2 separate regions of the Homo sapiens genome follow, and region 1 is linked to region 2. Evidence: chromatin contacts called from ENCODE Hi-C or POLR2A ChIA-PET data. All regions are on one chromosome and are shown on one strand. The core of a region is the stretch at or near the end of the contact, and the rest is flanking DNA. Distances in the headings are between cores, read along the strand shown. Region 1 holds the start of GNAZ (G protein subunit alpha z). Region 2 has its middle 34 kb from the start of GNAZ.

Evidence for each region. Hi-C counts contacts between places; a loop is a spot of excess contacts on that map. ChIA-PET counts read pairs that join two places held with the same protein, here RNA polymerase II (POLR2A). Pooled maps may share reads with other maps.
Region 1: a map of OCI-LY7 shows a loop between it and region 2 (4-fold over the local background). The contact joins the promoter of GNAZ here to the enhancer-like site in region 2. A Hi-C loop is called at or near these places in 5 of 168 maps with a recorded cell type or tissue (OCI-LY7, PC-3, breast epithelium and 2 more), 2 of 37 single-sample maps with no recorded cell type and 7 of 50 pooled maps. POLR2A ChIA-PET finds 5 or more read pairs at or near these places in 13 of 52 experiments (A673, B cell, GM12878 and 10 more).

Annotation. Positions count from the first base shown.
Region 1 is chr22:23,068,677-23,072,351 of GRCh38, forward strand. It overlaps GNAZ (G protein subunit alpha z), which reads left to right and starts at 1,843. Exons shown (of 3, transcript NM_002073.4): 1 at 1,843-1,894. All of the region lies in intron 4 of RSPH14 (radial spoke head 14 homolog), which reads right to left. RefSeq lists silencers at 1,518-1,657, 1,798-1,937 and enhancers at 2,544-3,424, 3,425-3,675.
Region 2 is chr22:23,034,549-23,038,349 of GRCh38, forward strand. No RefSeq gene overlaps it. Among named protein-coding and RNA genes, the nearest start is that of GNAZ, 34 kb to the right of the region's middle. Within about 2 kb of position 2,148, at least 3 of the 41 ENCODE cell types and tissues checked have a DNase peak (open chromatin) inside an H3K27ac peak, as active enhancers do; they include B cell and OCI-LY7, where a contact is called at or near this core.

The sequences.
Region 1 (3,675 bases), core at 593-3,092, 34 kb after region 2:
CAGACTCTGCAGTGGAAACAGCCTCTGGCTATCCCAAGACATGCTAATATGCATTTCCTATAAACATTAACCCTCAGAGCCACCCTCTGACCACAGTCTGTTACATTCCCTTTTGACAGAAGAGGAAACAGAGGCTCAGCCAGGTAGCACAGCTGCCGGTCTCTGTGTGGTCCTCCTGGCAAGAGGTCCAGCCTGACACAGCCTGGTGGTGTGGAAGGCAAGCACAAAGGGTAGCTAGCCCCTCAGCCATTGGCTGAATTCCCTTGGTCCTCACTGGACACCTCCAGTGAGCACTAAGTTCGCCTCCATGATGCCCATAACAAATATACGTCCTGTTCCTGACAGTTGAGGCAGCACCCTCACAGGTGGCCCATGACCCTGCAGGTACGTAACGCAATGGTCTCCATCTCACAGAAGAGGAAACATTCCTAGGGAGGTTATGGGATGATGCTGAGATGCCACAGTGTCCAGCTGGCAAAGCCAGGCACATGCCCCTGCCCCTCCACCACAGAGCTATGATGGAGAGACCGCTCCATGGACCTCTGCCATGGTCAGGTCCAGGGCTGCTGCTCAAAGAATGGCATGATCCACACCTTACAAAGGTGTGAGGTGATAAGGAACGCGTTAGCTGGGAAGGCATTTGCACTTTGTCAGGGATGCTCTAGGATACACAAAGCTTCAGATTTACAAAGATGGAGAAGAGAGACAGGAGCATTCATGTCTTGGCCCTCTGGCTTGAGAGTCTTTTAAGCATGGAACTGAGGGACTCCTGGCCCTGAGGTCCACAGATAGGCTTTGAAATTGAAAACAGAATTTTGCAGCCTGGGTTCAGCTGCGTTTTGCTGAGGGTCTGATGCTTTCCACCAGCTTCCCAAAAGCGCCAATCAGTGGCCTTAACTGAACTGGCTCTCTCACGCTTGTCTGGGCTGGGGGCCAGCTCCTCGGTCCTTCTCCCTTCCTTCCCTCCCAAGGCCACCCTTCCGTGTGCCAGGATTGCCAGGGACGCCAAAGAGCCCCTAGACACTGGGCGGTGGCGGCGGGGGGCGGCGGCAGAGATGACTAATGCTCCCTCCCATCGCTGCACAAACCTCACCGGTGTAAATCGTTAGGGTTTGCATAGGCCTTTCACACGTTCTGAAGGATTGGTGAGACAATCCAGGAAAGCAGGTGCCACTAGCCCCACTTTGCAAACAGAAAGGCTGAGAGAGGTCAGTCGGTTGCCCAAGGACGTAGAGCTCACAAGAGGCCGAACTGGGTTTGAACCCGAGTGGAGAGAAGGCGAGCCGGGACTGGCTGCAGTAAAGAGGGCCAGGACCATGGCTGGGCTCAGGCTTGGTTTCCCGGGCTGCCAGAGGTGGCCCCTGGGGCTCGGCTACCAGGCCTCAGCGCAGCGGAGTCGGTGGAACGCCGGCGCGGGGAGCTCTTGCGGGACTGCGGCGCGCGCGGAGCTGCGACCCCGCCCCTGTCCGTCCCCATTGGGCTACTGGCCCGTCCGTCAGCTGCCTGTGCCCAATGGACAGAGGGCCGGCGCTCGTGGCGGGGCGGAGGTGCCCGGCGCGTGGTGCCCGGCGGGCGCGCGGCACCCCCCCGCCCGCGGTTGGCCTGGCAACGGGCTGCGCTCGCGGCTCCGCCCCCTGCCGGCGGCGGCGCGGCGCGGGGCGGGCGGACCCGCGGACTGGCGGCGGGCGGCGGGCGGCGGGCGGCGCGGGAGGGCGGGCGGAGGGAACCAGGCCGGCCGGAGCGTGTGCGCCGCCCGCGGTCCGGTCACGTCCCCGCGTGGGCGCCGCTGCCCGCGTCGTACGGAACGAGGGCGCCGCGGCCCCGTGCTCGCCGCCCCGCCCCGCCCCGCCCTGCCCGGAGCAGCTCGGCAGATGCTCTGTGCTGCGGCCCGGAGGTGAGTGAGCCGACCCGCGGCCGGCCGCGCGCCGCTGAGCCTCAGGGGTCGGGGGCACGGCCGGGGCATCCACCTTGCCCCCACTTGGGACTCTTCCCAGGCCTTTGTGCCCCGGATCCGCCAGGACGCAGCGTCAGGGATGCCCCTCAGGGGTGGGGGACACCAAGGGCGGGGACGCCTGCGAGGTGGGCAGGGGGCGGCCTCTGGTCGGGCAGGTGCTGGGGGAGGGATGCGCCGCCAAGCCGATGACCCCGCGGGAGGGGGCGGTTGAGGACCCGGGAGGGTGGACAGAGGGCGCCGGGGATGCCGCGCGGGGCCGCCGGGCGCCCCCAAGCAGCGGCTGATGCGGAGCCCGGGCGGGCCAGGCGAGCTGCGGGAGCGGCGCTGAGGCGGGTCTCCCTAGGGGGAGGATCAGGGAGGGGCGGCCGGAGCCGATGCAGGGCCTTGCCTGAAACCGAGGAGAGGGCCCCAGAGGCCTGGGCCCGAGGACCTGGGCCCGCAGACGGACAGCTAGCAGTTCTCGGTCACTGCTCTTGCAGCGAGCAGGTTCCTCACAGGCATTTAGAGGAAGAGATGAGTATCGACCTGCTGCGATTGTAATACGTTCCCGGCTCAATATTTTTTCCCTTAAAAGGCGGTGGGGGTGTTTGGGGGAGGGGAGTGAGGGCCTCAGGGCTGGCGCTCCGTATCCTGCGGGCGATCCGAGGGGGCTCTGCCTTTAGGGCGGTGCTGAGCCTTCCTGGGTGATGATGGCAGGATTCGGCCTAGGCCGAGAATGGGGGCTCCTGTTAACTGAGACAAGAGGATGATGCCAAGCGAGACCAGCGTTCCGCGTAGTCCGTGTTGGGGTGGAGGGACCCGCCTGGTAGAGAGGTCTGTCTTGCTTGGGGAGACAGCTGAGCCCCTGACCGGCTCCTTTCTGCCCAAGTGATTTCCCTGCCCTGGGGATTGAGCTCTCTGGAGAAGGCTCCTTGGCCAAATTCAATTAAGCAAATATTTATTGAGTGGTCACTCCCCCAGAGCTTGACGCTGGGGTGCACCGGGTGGGAGTGGACTGGGCCTGCCCTCCCAGGACTGATTGACCACCGCATAGGGGAAAACGTCTCTACTCGACCAACCCCGCTTGAGTGCAGGTGCAGGGGCCTCGGGAGGGACCTCAGAGTGGTGTCCTGGGCTGGGGGGTCAGGTGAGCTCGTGGGCAACATGACATTTGAACTGGAGCTTGAAGGACATGGGCACAGCTAAGCTGGGCATTGTGGGCAGAGAGGAGAGAATAGACCGAGGCACTTGGGCAGTTAGGTCTGATGGGAGCACTTAGCATGCCTGGGGAGTAGGAGGAGGTATGGCGGGAAAGGCCGGTGGGGGCTGCACGGGGCTGAGGGAGCTGGGAAGTGGAATGACCCCACTGCTGGTTAACTGTGGCTATGGTGGAGACCACGGCTTCCTCATCTGTAAAAGCGAAGCAGTTCCATGACCCCATGAGCTGGGGTGGGCCTGGAGAAGAGCTAGCTTTAAAGACTGGGGAAGGCTCCTTGCAGTCTGAGACTGTGCTTCCAGGCACTTCTCCCTCGGGCACAGCCAGGGCACTGGGTAACCACCCAGGCAACCCCCTTGTTAGGATTGAGTTGCCTGTTTCGGGGATGATGCTTAGCTAGTGACTCTGTGCCTCTGGGATGTGGATGTTTGAGAGCAGTAATCGTGGCAGCCTGGGAGCATCCATCTACGGGGTGCAGTGGGGGTGTGGATGGCCTGGCGGTGCTTGGATAAAATATGCGCCTTGA
Region 2 (3,801 bases), core at 898-3,397:
GCTGGGGGTGGCACTGGAGTGAATTAGAAATAGGAGGGTAACCCTGGAAGGGCCCGGCTTAATGAAACAAAGCTGAACTCACCTAATGCTCTGCAGTGATCTGTCAATTAGGTGTTCATTTAGATAGAGAAGTTTGGCTTTTAAAATGCAAATTTTCTTTGGAAGTATTAAGTTCACCAACCTCAGTATGCATTAATGCAATCAGGGCAATCCCAGCTGCTACCCACCCAGGGGGAATTAAGCCAATGGCAAGGGGGAGGGGTGGTGTTGTGGGCAGCTGCCTACAGCCTTCTCCTCATGAGCCATTTCTTACCTCCCAGGAGGCAGGTGTCAGTCACCCCTGTTTTGAATATTTATTACAAAGTCTGGGTTCAGAGAAATTAAGTAATTTCTCCAAGGTAACAAAACTACTAAGTGTCAGGCCTGGGCCCCAACCTGGCTCCAGAACTCATGCTGGCTCCACCAGGTTGTTATAAGTTTAGATAAGTGTGAACAGGGCAGGAGAGGGCTCTCCCCTACCCACTAGAAATGTCAGGTGATGGTTCAGCAGTTATCACATTGCCTCTCTAAAAATGATAACGCAACAGCACCAGAGAGAGGCCATTTCCTGATGTTCCACACCTGTTAACAGCAAAATGTTAATTGAATGCAGGCCCCAGGGAGAAGCAACTTCCTGGGCATGCAAGTTAGGAGACAAAAATGGTGAAGTATGATCTTCCGGGGGCACACGCCACTGGAAAAAGAAAGAAAGCCTCAGACGGGCGTGCATATAACTCCCTAAACACAGTGCGCATGCTCAATTCCAAAGGCTAAGGAAAGCACTGCGCATGCGGAAAGCCCGCCCGAAGGGCAGAATCATGGGAAAGAGGCAAGCTCATAAAAGTCCTAGGATCATGGTTAAATGGGGCACTTGACCTTCTCTCTTTAACCTTCACATGTCCTCCTGGGTCTCTTCCAAGCACCCCTTCCTTTCTTTCCTGTTCTAAGGCCTTTTAAAATAAACTTCCACTCCTGTTCTGGAACTTGCCTCAGTCTCTCTTTCTGCTTTATGTCTCTCAGTCAAATCCTTTCTTCTGAGAAGGCAAAGACTGAAGTTGCTACAGACCCATATGGATAGGCCACCAGTAACTTGGGGTAACTCGGATCCCTTCCATCGGTAACAAAGTCACCCACTTTGCCAACTTAGCAGGACAGGGACTTGGCCCCAACAGAAAGCAGCAGGAGAGAGGGTCCTGAGGGTTCAGCCAGCAAGCAACAGGGTCTGAGGTTCAGGGAGGACCGCAGAAGGGACTGGGGACAGAAGACCTGTACCTTTCTACCAGCTTCACCCAGGGTCTGGATAAAAACTGGCACTTGGAAGACTGCAAGCCCCAGGGTCCCCCAGCTCCATCGTGGGGATTTTCCCTCTGGCCACCCCATTTTTCTGCTCAGCATTTTCCATTTGGTTCATTCCTCTCTTGCACACATAGCCCTGCTGGAAGAGGGGCAAAGCACATGGGGAAAGGAGCTGGCTGCTCACACCCCACGTGATTGCCACCTGCATCAGTGACACACATGGGAGACTTCCCTGCTCCTGGCACTTTGAGAAGCTGGGGGTGGGTGACTTTCTATTTCCTGTTGCTCAGGGTCTCATCCGTTTTCTGTATTCTTTTCTGCTGTTCTCTTACTCTCAACTTCTTGATGTTGCTCACTTCTTGTTTAGTCAGCCACACATTTTTTTGAGTGTTTCCTACCTGCCTGGCTCTAGAGAACACAAAGAAAGTAGCTGCTGAAGCCAGGCACGGTGGCTCACGCCTGTAATCCCAGCACTTTGGGAGGCCAAGGTGGGCAGATCACGAGGTCAGGAGATCGAGACCATCCTAGCTAACATGGTGAAACCCTGTGTCTGCTAAAAATACAAAAAAAATTAGCTGTGCATGGTGGCACGTGCCTGTAGTCCCAGCTACTCAGGAGGCTGAGGCAGGAGAATCGCTTGAACCCGGGAGGCGGAGGTTGCAGTGAGCCGAGATTGTGCCACGGCACTCCAGACTGGGTGACAGACTGAGATTCTGTCTCAAAAAAAAAAAAAAGAAAAGAAAAGAAAAAAGAAAGTAGCTGCTGAAAGAGGAAGGGGAGAGGAAGATAAAAATGAGTGTTTATGGGTCAGTGACAACGTGCCAGGCCCTGGTCCACTGTGCATGGCACCTCTGCTCACCACTGTCAGGGAAGGATGACTCTGTCCCCGACTCAACGCAAGCTCAGAAGCCCACAGGCACTGTGCAACCCTTGGCCCTGGCTCTTCCAGTGACCTCATCCACAGGAAGCTGATTGTGTCCTTGAGAAGGCAAAATGTGCACATATGGCATCACCAGGAAGCAATTAAAGGCTAAGCTGAGTCTCTGTCATCAACACAGCAGAATCTGAGTCCCAGAATTCTAGTCTGAGAGGTGGGGCTCAGGCTGGGGAGGCAGCACAGCCCAGCAGGGCTCCTAAACATCCCTGCCATGGTTTAGCAGGAGAGAGTGTGGGCCAGAGCTTCAAATACCCTCCACTGAGGCTGGGGTAACAGGTTCCAATGTATCTACTCTCCTGATCCCAGCCCTTAAAACAAAACAAAACCACAACAATCAGCTGGGTTTTGTTACTTCCCCAAGTTCGCAGATATGTTTTTAGGAAGAGGAAAAAATGACAGACCAGAAGGGAAAGGGAGTGCCCCCCTTAGGGTCCGCAAAGGTGCAGCTGAACTAGGCCCTAGGCCCAGGTGCTGGCTCTTCTGGACTGAGCTAGCACCGTCTCTGATGCCCATAGAGGGCTCTGGAATGAAAGCAGCTCTGGGGCTGCCCTGTCCTGTGCATCCACATGACAGAGCTTCTCCCAGCACCACCATCAGAAGTAGACCCCAGCGTGATGGGCAGCTGCTCCCCATATGAAGAGGTTCACATTCCTGCACCCTCAGACGGGGAAAGAGCTCTGAGCTTATTGCCTCCAACTCCTGCCTCACAGCTGAGGGACACTGAGCCCCACAGCAGTGTGTCACCCTTTGCCAAGGTCACACACCACAGGGTGCCAGAGCCAGAACAAACTCCAGGGTCCTGATTCCTACACTTTCCCATCCACATTCCATCTTGTGTTGGAGTCTAACAACCAGATCTCTTTTCAGTCCTTTGAGATCCTGGTGTCCAGCTGTGGGCCAAGGTACTGTGTGGTCTTCATGGCAGGGTCCCAGGTGGTGACGCACCCCTCTCCTCCCTCCATGGCTCCACCAGCTCTGTTGGAGTTTATGCATCAGCCAAGAGGAAACGGTAGATCAGGATGCAGAGACACAGGGGAGCAGAATCCCCATCCCCGCAGCACAGCCAGATGAGAGGAGGTTCCAAAGTCCTGTGTGCAGTACTCAGCACCCCTTGGCCCCACACTCTGCACCCTCAGAAATGTCCCTCCAGGCAGGGGCCCAGGCATTCACTTGTCCTGAGACACCTCATGGGGGTGTTCAGGGCAAGTGGAGGCACCTATGAGACAGCCAGGTGGAACCATCTGGGCTGGTGGGACGGGCATGGGAGAGGACAGAAAATGCACTGGTAGGCTCCCAGAGGTGCATATAAGGGAAACACAAGGGGTACGAGGGCCACCCCATGGGAAGTGGAAGAGACAGTGCAGGGGCAGAAAAGCAGAAGTACTTTGTTTCCTGGAAATGTTTTAGGGAGGGGGAGGTGGTGAGGATCCATTGAGGGAAATGCTGATGGCTGAAGAAAGATGAGGCCTGATGACTGGTAGTTGGGTTCCTACACATGGAGACCACGTTGTGCCCCACAGGAGCAATCT